Linked DNA regions of Homo sapiens: region 1 is linked to region 2. Evidence: chromatin contacts called from ENCODE Hi-C or POLR2A ChIA-PET data. All regions are on one chromosome and are shown on one strand. The core of a region is the stretch at or near the end of the contact, and the rest is flanking DNA. Distances in the headings are between cores, read along the strand shown.

What was found. Hi-C counts contacts between places; a loop is a spot of excess contacts on that map. ChIA-PET counts read pairs that join two places held with the same protein, here RNA polymerase II (POLR2A). Pooled maps may share reads with other maps.
Region 1: a map of PC-9 shows a loop between it and region 2 (5-fold over the local background). The contact joins two enhancer-like sites. A Hi-C loop is called at or near these places in 1 of 168 maps with a recorded cell type or tissue (PC-9) and 2 of 50 pooled maps. POLR2A ChIA-PET finds 5 or more read pairs at or near these places in 3 of 52 experiments (A673, K562 and MCF 10A).

The regions. Positions count from the first base shown.
Region 1 is chr2:55,883,890-55,887,137 of GRCh38, reverse strand. The region is part of intron 5 of EFEMP1 (EGF containing fibulin extracellular matrix protein 1); the gene reads left to right. Among named protein-coding and RNA genes, the nearest start is that of EFEMP1, 38 kb to the left of the region's middle. Within about 2 kb of position 1,282, at least 9 of the 41 ENCODE cell types and tissues checked have a DNase peak (open chromatin) inside an H3K27ac peak, as active enhancers do; they include PC-9, where a contact is called at or near this core.
Region 2 is chr2:55,837,664-55,841,057 of GRCh38, reverse strand. The region is part of intron 2 of LOC112268416 (a long non-coding RNA gene); the gene reads right to left. Among named protein-coding and RNA genes, the nearest start is that of EFEMP1, 84 kb to the left of the region's middle. RefSeq lists an enhancer at 2,958-3,394. Within about 2 kb of position 1,702, at least 8 of the 41 ENCODE cell types and tissues checked have a DNase peak (open chromatin) inside an H3K27ac peak, as active enhancers do; they include PC-9, where a contact is called at or near this core.

The sequences.
Region 1 (3,248 bases), core at 33-2,532, 46 kb before region 2:
TAAACTGTGGATGAAGTAACTACCTCTTCCACAGGGCTATTAGGATTAAATAAGAAGCTTTGTAATTCTGCCTTCCCAATCAAATAATAGATCTTTTTATATTGCTAAGAATTTACCTATTTTTATACCAATTAATTTTAGAATGTTACCAAGTTTGTATATGAATCTGTATAAAATATTATATACTTTTTTCTAAATCAGATTTCAATCTACATAATTTATTATATTAATTACTCAGGTTATCATTATCAATAGCAAATACTGGATGAGTAAAACAGTAGTAAACTTCAGTGCCCTCAGGTCTTGCTGAAGTAATTCTTACCTTCCAGGATTATATTGAAAAACAAAATACTCCAAATACCTCTAAGACCTTCACTCAGTGAGTCCCTTTTATTTAAAAAGTTTCAGAGAGTAAGTAAAAAGAGTACTTTGGTAGGAACTAGTTTATCACCCTGTCTCTAGAAAGGATTGGGAGCAATCATTTTGAGCAGGTGGGTATCTAAATCATTAAGAATGTTGGGAGGAAGGAGGCCAATGGTAAAGAAGCTCTTCCTTCTAACAAACATGAATCCTTTACCTTGACCATTTTTCTACTTTACTCCATTTATGAGATTAAATCAGTTTGATTGAGGAAGCTAGGTATAATAAGGTTTTAAATCCACACAGATCAAGAAGTATCACCAACTTGAATTTAACCACTATCTTTTCTTTAACCACAAGAGTTCACAGGATAGCACCATTAAATAATATTTGCAAAGCATGCACAGTGCCCCACACAGAACTAGTAAAGATACGGTTATTTTACTCCAGGGGTTTACAGTCTGGAAACAAAAAAAGTATATTGTGAAGAATCTGAATACTTTTAAAAATCTGTGTGTTATTGTTGAGGATAGACTCTCTATTTCAGAGATGGAGAAACAAAGAGAAAAAATTGATACCATGACCCTAGATCACACAGGGAGTGACAGATTCAAAATAATTTCAGTCTTCTTTGTCCTATTACTAGTGCATTCTCATCACTAGTCTACAGTGGCTTATTCAAAAGTAGTTCTAAATTATTTCTTAAACCAAAAGCAGCACAAATTATAAAAGTCTAAATGGTACTCAACACCATTCAAGGTGCAGATAATTTTTGCCCATGAAAACATGCTAAAGGGACTCCATGTTGTGGTAAGTTATCAAATTATGGAAAGAACATTGCAGAGATTAAAATGTTGCATAAGAGAGAGAAAGCAGCATGAGTCAGGGGTTTGGGAAATATGAGTCAGACTGAAGGGAAGGAGCCAAAAACATAGAGAATGAGGGCCTAAGCAGGGACTTAATGGACACCACAGAGATGTGGACAAAGTTGTCTCCATTAACTTTGAGAGAAAATCAAATGTGCGGTTCCCTAGACGTGGGGGTCGGTGTGATAAAGAGGCTAGAAGAGCTGAGCAAAGATTAGCCTGTGTTATTTAAAGCAACTAACGGTGCCAAAGTCAGCAAGAGAGGGACCTACAATAGTATAAATCACTAGGAGGGAGCACGTGGGCACATTTTTGAAAAATGAGGGAATCACCAAATATTGCCATTAGCTATTGTTAATGTATTAGAATGACGAAATGTGTTATGGTATTTTAGGAAGCACAATCTATTATTTTGTTCTTTGGTAATGTTAACATTAGGCTCTGTCTACATAGTTCAGAGAGACTCCTTATGTTGTTCAATCCAGACTCTCTAATCCTGCCTTTAAGGCCTTGAATTTTGTTCACGACAGATCTAGCATTTCATGATCCTCTTCAACCAGGCACTGCACCAGGCTCCTCACACAGAGCCCCGGCAGCTGTGCTGACGCCATCTGTCTGCCATTCTTCTCATGGAAACCAGTTTTGTCTTATCAGCATTTTCTAATGTGAGCTGCTTTCTGCCTAGAAACAGCTTCCTTTTCCTGGCAACCCATGTATCTCGTCTTCTTCAAAATGCAGTGGAGAACCCACCTCTTCTGGCGAATCTGCTTTATACCTCATAGCCTCTGCACTCCTGGACTCACTTGCTCAACATCATTTTTCTTTTACTAACATCTTACTGATTTTGCTGTGTTTCTCAGATATACCTTGTTACTCTGCTTCATACATTTTTAGCTCCATTAGGTAAAACACTGATCCTACTTTTCCTGAAACTTTAGGTACCAATTCTCAGCAAATGGTAATAACTCATTTATCCATTTATTGCACAAATATTTATTGAAAATCCACCATGTTTCATGCACTATCCTAGGCACTGGGAATACAGGGGGGAAAATAAGACATAGATCCCCCATCCCCACCCAAAGAGCTTGGGTCCAGGTCCCAGGAAATTTATTAACTGACTGCCTGAAAAACCAAGTGAGCTTAACTGTCAAGGATAAATTATAATCATGCAAAAACAACAAAAAATTTCTCCCCATAGTAATTTGTCCTAGATTATCAGGAAAATCATGGCTGACCTGAGTAGTTTCCCTTATAAATAAAGCATTGCTTTTGCTAATGCAGATATTCTCCCATACAAATGTAGGAAACAGATTTTTCTTACACACCATGGAGATACCTACAAAAGGCTGTGTTTGCACTATGGGAAGTCAGGAGCAAGTAGAGGGCAGTGGACTGTCATCAACACTCCTGGGAGAGCCACCTTTTCCAGAGCATCTGCACAGGGATGGGTATTCTGCTTTGAGTTTCTGACATCATTGTCCATTTTAGTAAATTTTGTATCATAGTGAGCTTTCTGGTATTTATGACAAATGGAAATGCATAGAAGTAGAAAAGCCAAACATAACGGAATTTAACAATGTATAATAATTTTATATGACTTTGCATAGATGTGTAAATAAGTAATTCCAGGATCTCAAAGTATAATTTTCAAAATAATATTGTGTTATTTAAATAAACTAATAAATTGACATTAACGTAATTGAAAATAGGTCAAAGAAATTCAGTCTGTTTATAGCCTTTAGCATTAGATAAACCACCAACAGCAAAGGAGAGGATAAATATTCTAAACCACAGCCAGAGAAGCCATAAATGGAAATGTAGTTAGTAGCTGCCTCCTGGTCACAGAGGTCACTTTTTTGACAATTTTATGAGTCCCAGTAAGTAAAATGTGTAATCACCAGTCAGTCCTAGGTGAGGCAAGTCTTGTTGCAGCTTTGTTTGGGTGTTGGTGGAGAAAGGGAAGGAAAGTAGTGGCAGTGAGCACAGTGGTATTTGTTTTTTGTTGTTGTTTGTTTTTAT
Region 2 (3,394 bases), core at 453-2,952:
TGACCCAAAAAGGTAGCAATAGAGATGGAAAGACCTGGACACATACAGAGATATAAAACAAAATAAAATATAAAAGATCTAGTGGTTCTTTACATGGAAGGTGTTGGGGAGGGAGGAGTCAAGATTATACCATGGTTCTGAATTGAATAACTGGGTGTACATTATTCACTAAGATAGGAAACTGAGGAAGATGCAGATTTGGGGAGAAAGATAATGGGTTTGGTTTTGAACATGCAGAACTTAAGGCATTTAAGTAAGAGCTGTGTATATGAATGTGCACAGCAGAAAGTTAGCTATATAGGTCTGAACTTCAAGAGGGCAGCCTGGCTAGAGACATAGGCAAGGCATCATCAGTATATATATACACTCATAGAAACCTGGAGATGAGATTGACAAGAGCCATCAGAAAAGCGGAAGTAAACACAGCAGAATGTGGTGTCTGAAGCCAAGAGAATAACTTCAAGATGAAGCAAGTGGACAACAGCATCAAATATTACTCAGGCCAAATAGAATAAGGACTAAAAAGAGTGTCCACTGATTAGAAAAGCCACTGTGCCTTTGCTCAAACTATACCCTTGGTTTGGGATGTCCTTTCCCACAACCAGAAACCAAAGAAACATTTTCCATCTTTCAAGGATCTGCTCAAGTTACCTCACATTTGCATATGGCAGTTTAGTGAACATCATCACGTTACCTCATTTACTGACAGTAAGATCTTGAGGGTTAAGACCATCTCTTATGCATCTTGGCATCCCCTTCAGCTCATTAAAATGTAGATGCTGTAGGTTCAGAAAAGGAGCCAAATGTGCAGGAAAAGGTTCATCAAAGAACAGAATCTAAGGGTTGGAAGAGCTGATCCACAGGGCAGAACCATTGCCTGTCCCTGCCAGCAAGAGGGTACACATAGGACAAGCCGCTGCCCATGTGGGAAGAGTGATGAAGAAATTTCCTTTACTGTTTAGAAAGGAACTCTAAATAGTCTTTATCCTTATATGCAAACTTAGTAAATGAAATGGTAAACAAGACTTTCCTGGCTTTTCATTGTGACATTAATTTTGTGGACCAGTTTAGTGCTAGATCTGGAACAAAATACCCACATCTTCCAAAGCCTGGCTGACATCACTTACCCAAAAGGGAGGCCATGAATAGCCACTGATAGCAGGCATTCATCTTCTGAGTTTTTTGTTTTGTTTTGTTTTTTTCTGGAGCGTAAACATCTAAAAAGGAAAGGCTTTTTGAACTAGGTGCAACTGCCAACTTCATTTACCCCCTCATATTTAATGAGCCTATTTTGCTTTATGAGTACTTCAAAAGAGCTGACAGAGAGGAGGAGGCTATGAATAGAAAACATGAAGCAACTTGCTGAGCCCTCATTGTGAGGTCGACAGCTTGCTTTGTCATACCCTTGCAGACCTACGTTTTCATGATTCCTTTTTCAAACACTTATCGAAATCCAAAGCAGAAGAGAATTCTTGATCTCCTCCAAAGTGTCAACATGAAAGACAATATTTTAAGGCAGCCTGAGGGAGATGTGGTCACCAACACAGTAACAACAATCAAGGTGGTAGTAATGCGGTACATTTTTTTGGAGGCATTAAGCCCAGTCCTCCAAAATTTGCTGCACAGCTGCAGGGATAGGAAATATTCTGCCCTTCCCCCATTCCTGCCTAAGCAACATTCCTGTTGAGTTGTCAAGAGGCCCTGGCATTTAGAACATTGGCAAATATTTACTCAACACCAGTAGAGTACTTTAAATACGGCGAGTCCTCAATGGTGGAGACACTCGACACCACTAACAAATAACCCTTTGAGCAGTAGCTTTTTATAAATGTAGGGAGGACAGAGTAGAGGAGATAAAAATTAATAAGGGTAGGAATTCCCAGCAGCTTCAATCTGGAATATGATGCCTAAAGGAATTTCAAGTTAGTAAGTTTGTAAATATCTATTAACACTAAGTACTGCAGGATTCTGGGTGGTCGCCTCTTTTCACCACCTCATTTTGCCATTTTGGCACTGCTTTCATATTAATGTTGTGTATAATATTGCACACTTCAATTCTGGGTGTCTTTACCCCTTATATTGTGGTTTCCACTGACAACCAGAGCAGGTTAAAAACAAATGATACACTTCACACTGATCTATCCCACAATTGCTCAAGGATGAATAGCATCATAAAAGTGGAACAAGCTGTATAAGGAGAGCACTTCAGGCAGGAGAAAGAGTCAGCTAAATCTGACACCCAGGAAGGAAATTAGGATTTAGTCCAATGCCAGCATTTTACATCATTTTTTTTTAACTTAACAAGCTGAGACATGAGTTTTACCAAGATCACATAATTATAAGCGTCTTCTCAGAATTAGTTTTACTCTCTGTGTTTCCTCTGTTTTTAATACCTATAATATTAGAACTCGATCGCAATATAACTGCATGCTACACTTTACAATCTTGTTTAAAAAAACATTTATTTTAGGTTCAGAGGTACATAGGCAGGTTTGTTATATAGGTAAATTATGTGTCACCAGGGTTTGGTATACAGATTATTTCATTATCCAGGTAATAAGCATAGTGCCAAATAGGTAGTTTTTTTTAATCCTCTCCCTCCTTCCACCCTCCCTCCTCAAGTAGGCCCCAGTTTCTGTAACGTGCAGTATTTGATATTCTGTTTCTGCATTAGTTTGCTTAGGATAATAGCCCCCAGCTCCATCCATGTTGCTGCAAAGACATGATCTCATTCTTTTTTATGGCTGCATAGTATTCCATGGTGTACCACATTTTCTTTATCCAGTCTATCATTTGATGGGCATTTAGGTTGATTTCATGGCCTTGCTATTGTAAATAGTGCTGCCATGAACATATGTGTGCATGTGTCTTTATGGTAGAATAATTTACATTCCTTTGGGTATATACCCAATAATGGGATTGCTGGGATGAATGGTAATTCTATTTTAAGTTCTTTGAAAAATCACCACACTGTTTTCCACAATGGCTGAACTACTTTACATTTCCACCAGCAGTGTATAAGCATTCTTTCTCTGCCATCTCCCTACCATATTATTTTTTTACTTTTTAATAGTAGCCATTCTAGGCCAGGCATGGTAGCTCACGCCTTTAATCCCAACACTTTGGAAGGCTGAAGTGGGTGGATCGCTTGAGCCCAGGAGTTCAAGAGCAGCCTGGGCAACATGGCCAAACCCAGCTTCTATAAGAAATACTAAAATTACCCAGGTGTGGTGGGCATGCACCTGTAGTCCCAGCTACTTGGGAGACTGAGGTGAGAGGATTACTTGAGTCCAGGAGGAGGAGGTTGCAGTGAGCCAAGATTGTACCGCTGGAGTGCAGTGGTACAATAAAAAACAATAATAATAATAGCCGGGTCCATTCCAAGATGGCCAAA